2 separate regions of the Homo sapiens genome follow, and region 1 is linked to region 2. A link is a contact called in ENCODE Hi-C or POLR2A ChIA-PET data. All regions are on one chromosome and are shown on one strand. Each heading gives the region's core, a stretch centred on a gene start or an enhancer-like site at or near the end of the contact. The rest is flanking DNA. Distances are from core to core; before and after follow the strand shown.

Region 1 (4,717 bases), core at 619-3,118, 3.5 Mb after region 2:
CCCGGCCTACTTAGTAGCTGGGACCACAGGCCTGCACCACCATGCCCAGCTAATTTTGGTAGAGACAGGGTTCTTACTATGTTGCCAAGGCTGGTCACAAACTCCTGGGCTCAAGCCATCCTCCTGCCTCAGCCTCCCAGAGTGCTGGGGTTACAGGTGTGAGCTGCCACGCCCGGCCCAGAGTAAAAACATTTTAAACATAAATCTGCGGTCTGTTCTTAGCACCTGCGGCTGCGTGGGAGGTATGGAAAGGCGCACTTTGGGTTTCGTGAAATCTCAAGTCAGGTCTTGACTTCTCTCTTTCCACAGATTCATCTCTAGTCTCTGTAAAATGCCAGCCCTCTTCTGGGTTAACAGCGCCTAACCGACATGCGCCACTAGTTCTTCCTTGTTTCAAAGTGTTCTCTAAACACAGAGTTAGTTCATGTTTTCATCAGCGCTGATTACGTACATATGAGATGTGGCGGACACTGGGCTAGGGGCTGGTTATTCTCTAAGGCAAATCTGCACAGTCACTCCAGCCTGTCCCCCTTCCCAGCTTCTTCCCCAAATAACATTCACAGAGTGTCTTCCACCCAAAGACAGCAGGGAACAGCCCCGATTCCTAAGAAACCCTCAGCGCGCCTCCTCACAAACTCTTGGCTGCTCCATAAACCATTGGTGTAGGTGGAATCAAGTGGCTTCCTGCTTCACAGGTCTTCGTCTTTACCACTGGCATTTCCTCCTCTCGGAAAACCCTGAGGAGTCCCTTTCTGGGCAGTCTTGATTCTACAGCCTCCGCCTTCCGAAGTGTGTGAGTCAGCACACGCTAAGATCACTTTTGATATACAGTGGGCATTCAATAAAAGCTTGCTTACTAAAAACTCTCACGTATCCATTAAAGCCCAGGATTACAGAAAAGCCTTCTGACACTATTTGCATTTTGGACTCAAATGGCATCAGTAATGCACCTCCCTAATGGGTTTATTAAACCCTTAAACAACAAAGGTACTACTTTTATTTCACTCCTACATGATATACAGTAGCTCTACGCACACAAACAAGACCTAATGTTTACTTAATAAATGATAAAGTCAGATGTAATGAGTCTGCAACACGCACATCTCAGAGCGAACTTCCCCTTTATCATAGCACTATGCTTGGATATTGTCATATAATTGTTGTCATCCAGCAGTCCAGAATTGAAAGTGCTTGGGCTTGAATATTTAGCAGCGCCTTAGTTTTCTAGAACCTGTGATCTACCAACTCGATCCCTGGGTGAACCATTCGGCCCTCCTAGCAGGAATTACTTAACTGAGTTAGAGGTTTTCAACTTTGGACCTCAACAAACACATTGTTTCTATCACGGTGTTCCCAATGACTCACGAGGTCAGATAGTACTTCCTGATTACTCACCAAACCACCTTACTTTTTGCACAATTCGAAACCTAACTTTAGGAAAGAAGGCCGTTTGGCATACTGGAAACAAGAAACAACGCGTGCTACTGCGAACCGCACCGCACGGGGTGCGGAGACTTGGTGTGACTGTCGGCTCCGGTGGGCGCCCCCCACCGCACCCGGTTTCTCGTCACCAGGGCTGCGCCGCGGGGCAGAGCGGAACGACCGCAATATCCCTCCCCGAGGGCGCTGGCTGCACTAGCTAGTCCACTCCCGAGCCTAGCAGCGCCGTCAGGCCCACAGCGCCAACGCCGCGCAGGGCAAGGGTGCAGCCACTGGCGGGAAAGTAGTACGCGGGCCACTTCCTGGCTAGGACTACAGGGACCTTTGCAGCCCCCCACCCCGCAGCGCCCACGCACCTGCCTAGAGGATCCAGCTAGCTCCGGACGCTCCCCGATTCCGCGCTCCTTGCTCGCGGTACTTCCGTAATCTAGGCTCTCCCTGCCCCCGGGGCTGGGCGGGCGCCACTGCGCCGGAACCCCGCCCCGCACCAGGCGGGCGCAGCGTCCCAAGCAGGGACGATAGCCGGAACGCGCCCGGAATCGGGTCCGCCAGGTGGGGAGCGGGTCCCCGGCCTCTGGCGGGGTTTCTCTTCCAAGATCAGCCGGAGGGTTCAGGGCTTTCAGTTTCATATTTCAGGAGGGATTTTGTCAATGAGGATTAATACAAAGCTCGGCTTTGAGAGAGGTGGGTGGATGGTGCTGTCCTTTAACTGAGAAATGGAAGGGATTCACAAGGCCGGGAAAGAAGAAAATTTCGGGAAAGTTCGTGGAAACAGGAGAGTGAGATAATAAATTTACTTTAAGCCTTCCTGCGTTTGAAATTCGTGACAGTGTAACTAGTTGGAAATATATTTATCTGCCATTCAAGAGAGGCAGGGGGCTGGAGATACAGATCTGAGATTCACTGAAATGGGAATAAAGCAATGGGGAAGATTCAGATTTTTAGGATACTGAATAAAATGAGAATAGAAAGGATAGAGTAGAGAATACAGTGGAAAGGGTATGGGGTTGAATCCTGACTCCACAATTTATTACCAAGGGGGCTGGGGACAAGGTAATTTACCAAGTTTCATCATTACAACCTACTCTATAGGGTTGTCTAAGAAACAACAAGAGATTCTGGGGGAGGAGAGAGACTGATTCCTAGAGTTACCACATCGTAATGCTCAAAATGTCCAATCTTCAACAAAAAATTATGAGGCATGCAAAAAAAAAGGCGAAAAAATGGCCAATTCAAAGGAAAAAAGAAATGAACAGAAATTGTCCCTGAGCTGAGGAAGCACAGACATAGGAATTATTAGACAAATACTTCAAATAAACTGTCTTAAACATGGACAAAAAGTGAAAGGAAACATAGAAAAATAACTGAAAGAAACAACCAGGAGAACAAAGTCTCAATAAATAGAGAATATGCAATAGAAGATGTGCAAATGGTCAACAAGCATGAAAAAAAGCCCAGCATAACTAATTATCAGAAAAGTGCAAATTAAAACTGCAATGAGATACCATCTTACACCAGTCAGAATGGTTATTATTAAAAAGTCAAGGAACAACAGATGCTGGCAAGGCTTTATTGAAAAGGAAATGCTTATACACTGTCAGTGGGAATGTAAATTAGTTGAACCACTGTGGAAACCAGTTTGAAGATTTCTCAAAGTGCTGAAAACAGAACTGCTATTCAACCCAGCTATCCCATTACTGGGTACATATTCAAAACAAGAGAACTCATTCTACCAAAAAGACACATGCACTAGTATGTTCGTCACAGCACGCTTCACAATAGGAAAGACATGGAATGAACTTAGGTGCTCATCGACAATGGACTGGATAAAGAAAATGTGGTACATTTGCACCATGGAATACTACGAAGCCATAAAAAGAATGAATGGAATCATGTCCTTCACAGCAACGTGACTGCAACTGGAGGCCATTGTCGTAAGTGAATTAATGAAGGAACAGAAAACCAAATACCACATGTTCTAATTTGTAAGTGGGAGCTAAACACTGGGTACTCATGGATATAAAGATGGCAACAATAGACACTGGGGACAACTAGACAGGGAGGGAGGGGGAGGGGCAAGGGTTGAAAAACTATTGGGTACTATGCTCAGTCCCCGGGTGAGGGGCTCAGTCATACCCCAAACCTCAGCACCACGAATTATATGTAGGTAACAAGCCTGCACATGTACCCTCTGAATCTAAAATAAAAGTTGAAATTATTTAAAAAACAAATAAGGAATATTAATAAAGAGATAGAAATTATAAAAGGAACCAAACACATTTTGGAACTGAAAAGAACCAAAAAGAAATTGTGTAGTTAAAAAGTACAATAGGACCAGGCATGGTGGTTCATGCCTGTAATCCTAGTGTCTTGGGAGGCCAAGGCGGGAGGATCGCTTGAGACCAAGAGTTTGCCTTGGCAACATAGGGAGATCCCCTCTCTACAAAAAAATTACAAAATTAACCGGGCATGGTGGTGCATGCCTGTGGCCCTAGCTACTCAGGAGGCTAAGGCAGGAGGATCACTTGAGCCAAGAAGTTCATGGCTGCAGTGAGCTAAGATCACACTCCTGCACTCCAGCCTGGGTGACAGAGCAATATCTTGTCTCAAAAAAAAAAAAAAGAAGAAGAAAAGAAAAAGAAAAAAATACAATAACTTAAATGAAAAATACACAAGTGATGCTCCAGAGTAGATTTGAGCAGGTAAGAGAAGGAATGAGCAAACTCGAAGATAAAACTGTTGAAATTATTAACTCTGAGGAGCAGAAAGTAGAAGAATGAAGATCAAAGTCCAAAAGATTTGTGGACACCATCAAGTGTATCAGCATATGCATAAAGGGGGTCCCAGAAAGAAAGATGAGGGTGAAGGTGGCAGGAAGAGTATCTGAAGAAACAGTGGCTCCAAAGTCCCCAATTTGTTAAAATACATAATGTAACACTTCAGAGAAGCTCCATGAACTTCAAGTATGATAAACTCAAAAAGTCCACAATAGAGTTATATTAATAATCAAACTGTTGAAAGCCAAAGACAGAGAGAAGCTTAAAAGCAGCTAGACAGAAATGATCACTACATACAAAGGAACTTGAATAAGATTAACAGCCAATCTATTACCATGGGAGCCAGAAGGCAGTGGGATGATATAAAGTGCTGAAAGAAAACAAACAAACCGGCAACCATGAATTCTATATCTGTTAAAACTCTCCTCCAAGAAATGATAGGCCAGGCACGGTGACTCATGCCTGTAATCCTGGCACTTTGGGAGGCTGAGGCAGGTGGA
Region 2 (4,444 bases), core at 378-2,877:
TGTCTTAAAATAACAACATTTTTGTCAAAAAAATCTGCAAGTTAAGTTCTTTCATGGTGATCCTCGCAAAATAGCATTTCTCATCCAAAGGCCTCAGAACAGCCGCCAGCCGCCGAGCTAACTCGGGACCCTGTTACCGGCTGCTTGGCGCCCTGGTCGGGTGGGTTTTACCTTCTTCAGGGTCCATTCCTCGCCTCGCCCCCCGTTCCCAACCCTCGGGACACTGGAGACTTGCATTTCACAAACGGGTTTGCTCCAGGCCGCACTCCATCCCCGAGGGAAAGCTCCCCAGAAGTTCTGGAGTTGGGCTGAAGGATGTGATGGCAAGATGTGAATGATGTCAGAATCCCCATCTCCAGAGTCCGGCTGGGGAGCTAAGCGCAGGTGAGCTTACATCAGAAGAGAAAGCCAAACCCCCCACACGTCGCTAAACTAGGGCACGGGAATGGCGTGTTATGCAACGGCCGCCGTTCGCGTGGCCACGAAAGCGCTCCTGCGCCTCGGGCCGCGTCCCGCCAAGACCGTGAGCAAACTCGCAGAGTTGGCGCGGCAGCCGGCCGGGAGACGCCGAGCAGGGCCTGGCCGCCCGCAGCCCGGGAGGAACGGCGCCCCCAGGGTCCGGTGGCCTCTGAGGGGCTGACTGGCCCGTGAGCCGGCGGCGCGGCCGCGGGGAACGGGGTGGGAACCGCGCGGCAGTGGGTGAGGCGGCGCAGCCACCGGGGGCTGAGGGGCGGCGCGGCCTCGACTGCGGCACCGCCGTGGGTCCGTCGGCTCGCGGGACGACGGGGCGGCCGGCGGGGGCCAACAGGGCGGGCTCTGAAGGACTGATTGGCCCGTGGGACGATGGCGCGGCCGGGAGGATGGCCCCGGATCCGTGGGACCGCTGCGCCGCCGGACCGGGGGTCCCGAGGCTGTCAGGGGCGCCCGGCCGGGCGTCTAGTGAAAAGCCGATCCCCCGGAGACAGCGGAAGCAGAGGCGCGCCCGGCGCTACGGCCTTTCGGGTCTAGGACACCGCCCCCGGCCCGCGCCGCCCCTGCCCCGCCGGGATCCCGGCCGCCCCGGTCGCCGCACAACAAAGCGGCGCAGCCCCGCTGCCCCCGCCCGACGCCGGCCTCCAACTTCCCCGGCTCCTCTGGAACCGGCTCCGCGGGCTCCGTACGGCCTGGACTACGAGCCGCCGGGCGGGGGCGGCTCCGGGCGGGCGCGGACCGTGGGGGCAGGGCGCAGGGCTCCGTCCGGACAAACTTCCTCGGCCGCCCCGCCGGGCGCCCTTCCCGGAGCCTCGGCACCACAGTAGGTGCGCGGAGCCGCAGGGCTCGACCGCTTCGCGGAAACTCTCGCCACCCTCCGAGCTGCCGCCCCGACCCCAGCTCCCAGCCCCCTCACCTCCAGGGGCGCGGTCTACACCCTCGGGGGCGTCCTGGCCGGCGGCTCCCGGGCCTCTCGCGCCGGGAGACCGGGCACTGGTGGCTGGAGCTGCTGCTGGCCCCGCAGGGACGGGGGAGCCCCGGGCGGCGGCGGTGGCGTGGACGGCGACTGCTCCATCTTCCCGGGGCGCTCACGCCGCGGTTCCAAAGCGCAGACCCAAGTGGGACATTCGCTACATTGTTGGCATTCCACGGGCGTCACGTGACCCCGCCTCCCGCGTCACTCTCGGCCGCATACCAGTCCGGGCGGGGCGCCTGCGGCCCCTGCTCCTCCGCGGCCGCTCCGCCCAGCCCCGCCCGGCCGTGCTTCCTGCCTCCGGCCTCGACCGCCACCTGCCCACGGCCTCCCTGCTGGCCTGCGGTAGCTCGCCAGGGCCTCTCGGACCTATTTGACTGGCTGCTATCTGCCCCCAAACTTGAGTATTTGCCCTCTCGACTGCATTTGTATTAAAAGTTGGTAACTGTCGTTAAAGCCACTATTCTTAAGTATCTCATACCAGTCTTGGTGAAAGAAAAAAAAAAGTTAGCAGGCCTGAAGGAGCCACCAAGTTACCAACTAGTGGCTGGACACTAAAAATAGGGGCAGAAAAGGACAGACGGCTATTGGGACAGTGGAATCAAACAATTAAGAAGGACGTTTGCCAGAAGCGGTGGCTCACGCCTGTAATCCCAGCACTTTGAGAGGTCTAGGCGGGTGGATCACCTGAGGTCGGGAGTTCGAGACCAGCCTGACCAACTTGGAGAAACCCCCGTCTCTATTAAAAATACAAAATTAGCCAGGCGTGGTGGCTCATGCCTGTAATCCCAGCTCTTCGGGAGGCTGAGGCAAGAGAATCACTGGAACCCGGGAGGCGGAGGTTGCGGTGACCTGAGATCGCATCATTGCACTCCAGCCTAGGCAAGAAGAGCAAAACTCCGTCTCAAAAAAAAAAAAAAAAGAACGTCTGATGCACACCCAAATTTAACCTGATTTAATTTAATCAACCTCCCCTCCCCATGTATATTTTCTTTCTGAGAAGTATTTTATGGTGTAGGGAATAGTATAGTACCGTATATACCAGCAAGTGAGGTCGTGGGTTTTGAACAGCTTCACTATCCATTTGAGGACTGTGGATCTGGTACAGGGACAGAAGCAGGGATGGTGCAAAGATTCACAGTAGAAATAATAGACTGGAAGCCAAATCCTCAGTCTACTTCTGGCTCTCCTAACATCATACTTCCTACCACCTATATCTGTGGCAAGTGATGCTGAGGGTCAATATAGTGTTTAAAGTCAACTCGATTTCCTCTTTAATTGACAAACTCTTGTGAAATTTTTAAATTTTACTCTCATGGGAAACAGTAGTAAAGGTCATTATCTGTGCACTATTTTGACAGTCTCACCCAGCCTTCAGTCCCTGGTTCATCCTCCTCCCCTCCCTCTCTTTCAATCTCTTAAGGCCTCAGCTCTTCCAGGGAATCTTCTCAGATCTCTGTTTTCTCTCTTCTTTGGGCTCTGATAATCAAACCGTAATCCCTTCCTGCCAGCAGAAGTGTGCAAAAAAAAAAAAAAGAAACCATCATCGTGCAGCTTAGAATTCAATTTAATTTTTCGATAGTATCCTGTATGCTACCCAGATATCTTGCACAGTACTGGGAGCAAAATAAGTCTCCAGCCAATATTCTGCAATTGAGCCCTACTGGCATTACCTATGTACTTTTCCACATTTTTTCCTTTTTTTCTTAGAGACAGAGTCTCACTCCATTGCCCACGCTGGAGTGCAGTGGCACAATCATAACTTACTGCAGCCCACATCAGCCTTGAACTCCTGAGCTCAAGCCATCCTCCTGCCTCAGCCTCTAGGGTAGCTGGGAACACAGGCGCACACCACCATGCTTGGCCTTCTTTTCACTCTTAAGCTGACTATACTTTCTCCACCCCAACCCCAAGCCACATGGCTGCTAATCTTTTTTTGTTGTGTGTTTAAAGATCCTGCTCCTGCTCTGCCTTCAAAGATGTAAAAATAATTTTTAAAACACTTGTGGAATGAAAAATATTATAAAATAGATTTAATGGACCTTAAAATTTGTGCATAAAATACCTAATAAAAATGTTGCAGTTACAATGATCATTTCAGCATTGTTTGCAGTAGTGAAAAATTGAGAAAAACCCCAAATGTCCAGTCAAGGGGTAGGAAAATGAAAGGTAGATATCCAAATGATGGAATATACACAGTAGCTAAGTTAATGAACTAGCTCTGTAGTTGTAAAGGATAAATGATGGTAGAAAGAATTCAAAAGCACTGTGGAGTGAAAAAAAGCAAGTTGCAGAACTATATATATACACTGTGATACCATATTTATAAATAATCAAAATCCCACAGAACCTAAAATGATCACATACTTTATATAAGTATAGACATAGAATGCAATATCACACACACCAAATTCATGACAGCTGTTGTTTATATTAGAGGGAAGGAGGGAAATTGAGCAGAGAAAAAAAATGAAGACTTCAACTTTACAATGCTTTCTTTTATTTAAAAAACGGAAATAAAACTCAAAATCTTAAAAGTTGTTGGTTCTGGGAGGTTGGGTTCAATAATGTGTGCTATACTATTCTTTGTGCCTTTTTTAAAAAACATTAAAAATTTTAAATTTTATATATATATATGAATACAGACAAATTGGAAACAAGTTTCCAAGATAGGGGCTTGGTTGGGAAAGCTGACACGCTCACATGGAAGAATGTTGTGATTAACGATTTGTGTTTATTAACATGCAGTCATTCATTCCTTCTCATTTTTGTTTGTTGTTGTATGTTTGGGTTTTTGTTTTGTTTTCTGTTTTGTTATCGGTACCTGCTATGAACCATGTGCTAAAATTAAAAAACCCATGTTTGGGTTTTTGTTTTGTTTTGTTTCTGTTTTGTTTTGTTATTGGTACCTGCTATGAGCCATGTGCTAAAATAAATCATACTTGGGATAACATGGTAAGCAAAACCATAAGATTTATCCCCTGATGGGGTTTATAGTGT

Evidence for each region. A loop is a pair of places that touch in the nucleus more often than their neighbours do. ChIA-PET counts read pairs that join two places held with the same protein, here RNA polymerase II (POLR2A). Pooled maps may share reads with other maps.
Region 1: a pooled map shows a loop between it and region 2 (5-fold over the local background). The contact joins the promoter of PARP4 here to the promoter of LATS2 in region 2. A Hi-C loop is called at or near these places in 3 of 50 pooled maps. POLR2A ChIA-PET finds 5 or more read pairs at or near these places in 2 of 52 experiments (PC-9 and Panc1).

The regions. Positions count from the first base shown.
Region 1 is chr13:24,510,910-24,515,626 of GRCh38, forward strand. It overlaps PARP4 (poly(ADP-ribose) polymerase family member 4), which reads right to left and starts at 1,869. Exons shown (of 34, transcript NM_006437.4): 1 at 1,797-1,869. The region is part of intron 1 of LOC105370117 (a long non-coding RNA gene); the gene reads left to right. RefSeq lists a silencer at 1,867-2,026.
Region 2 is chr13:21,059,959-21,064,402 of GRCh38, forward strand. LATS2 (large tumor suppressor kinase 2) reads right to left here and starts at 1,628. Exons shown (of 8, transcript NM_014572.3): 1 at 1,388-1,628. RefSeq lists an enhancer at 95-987 and silencers at 493-902, 1,043-1,842.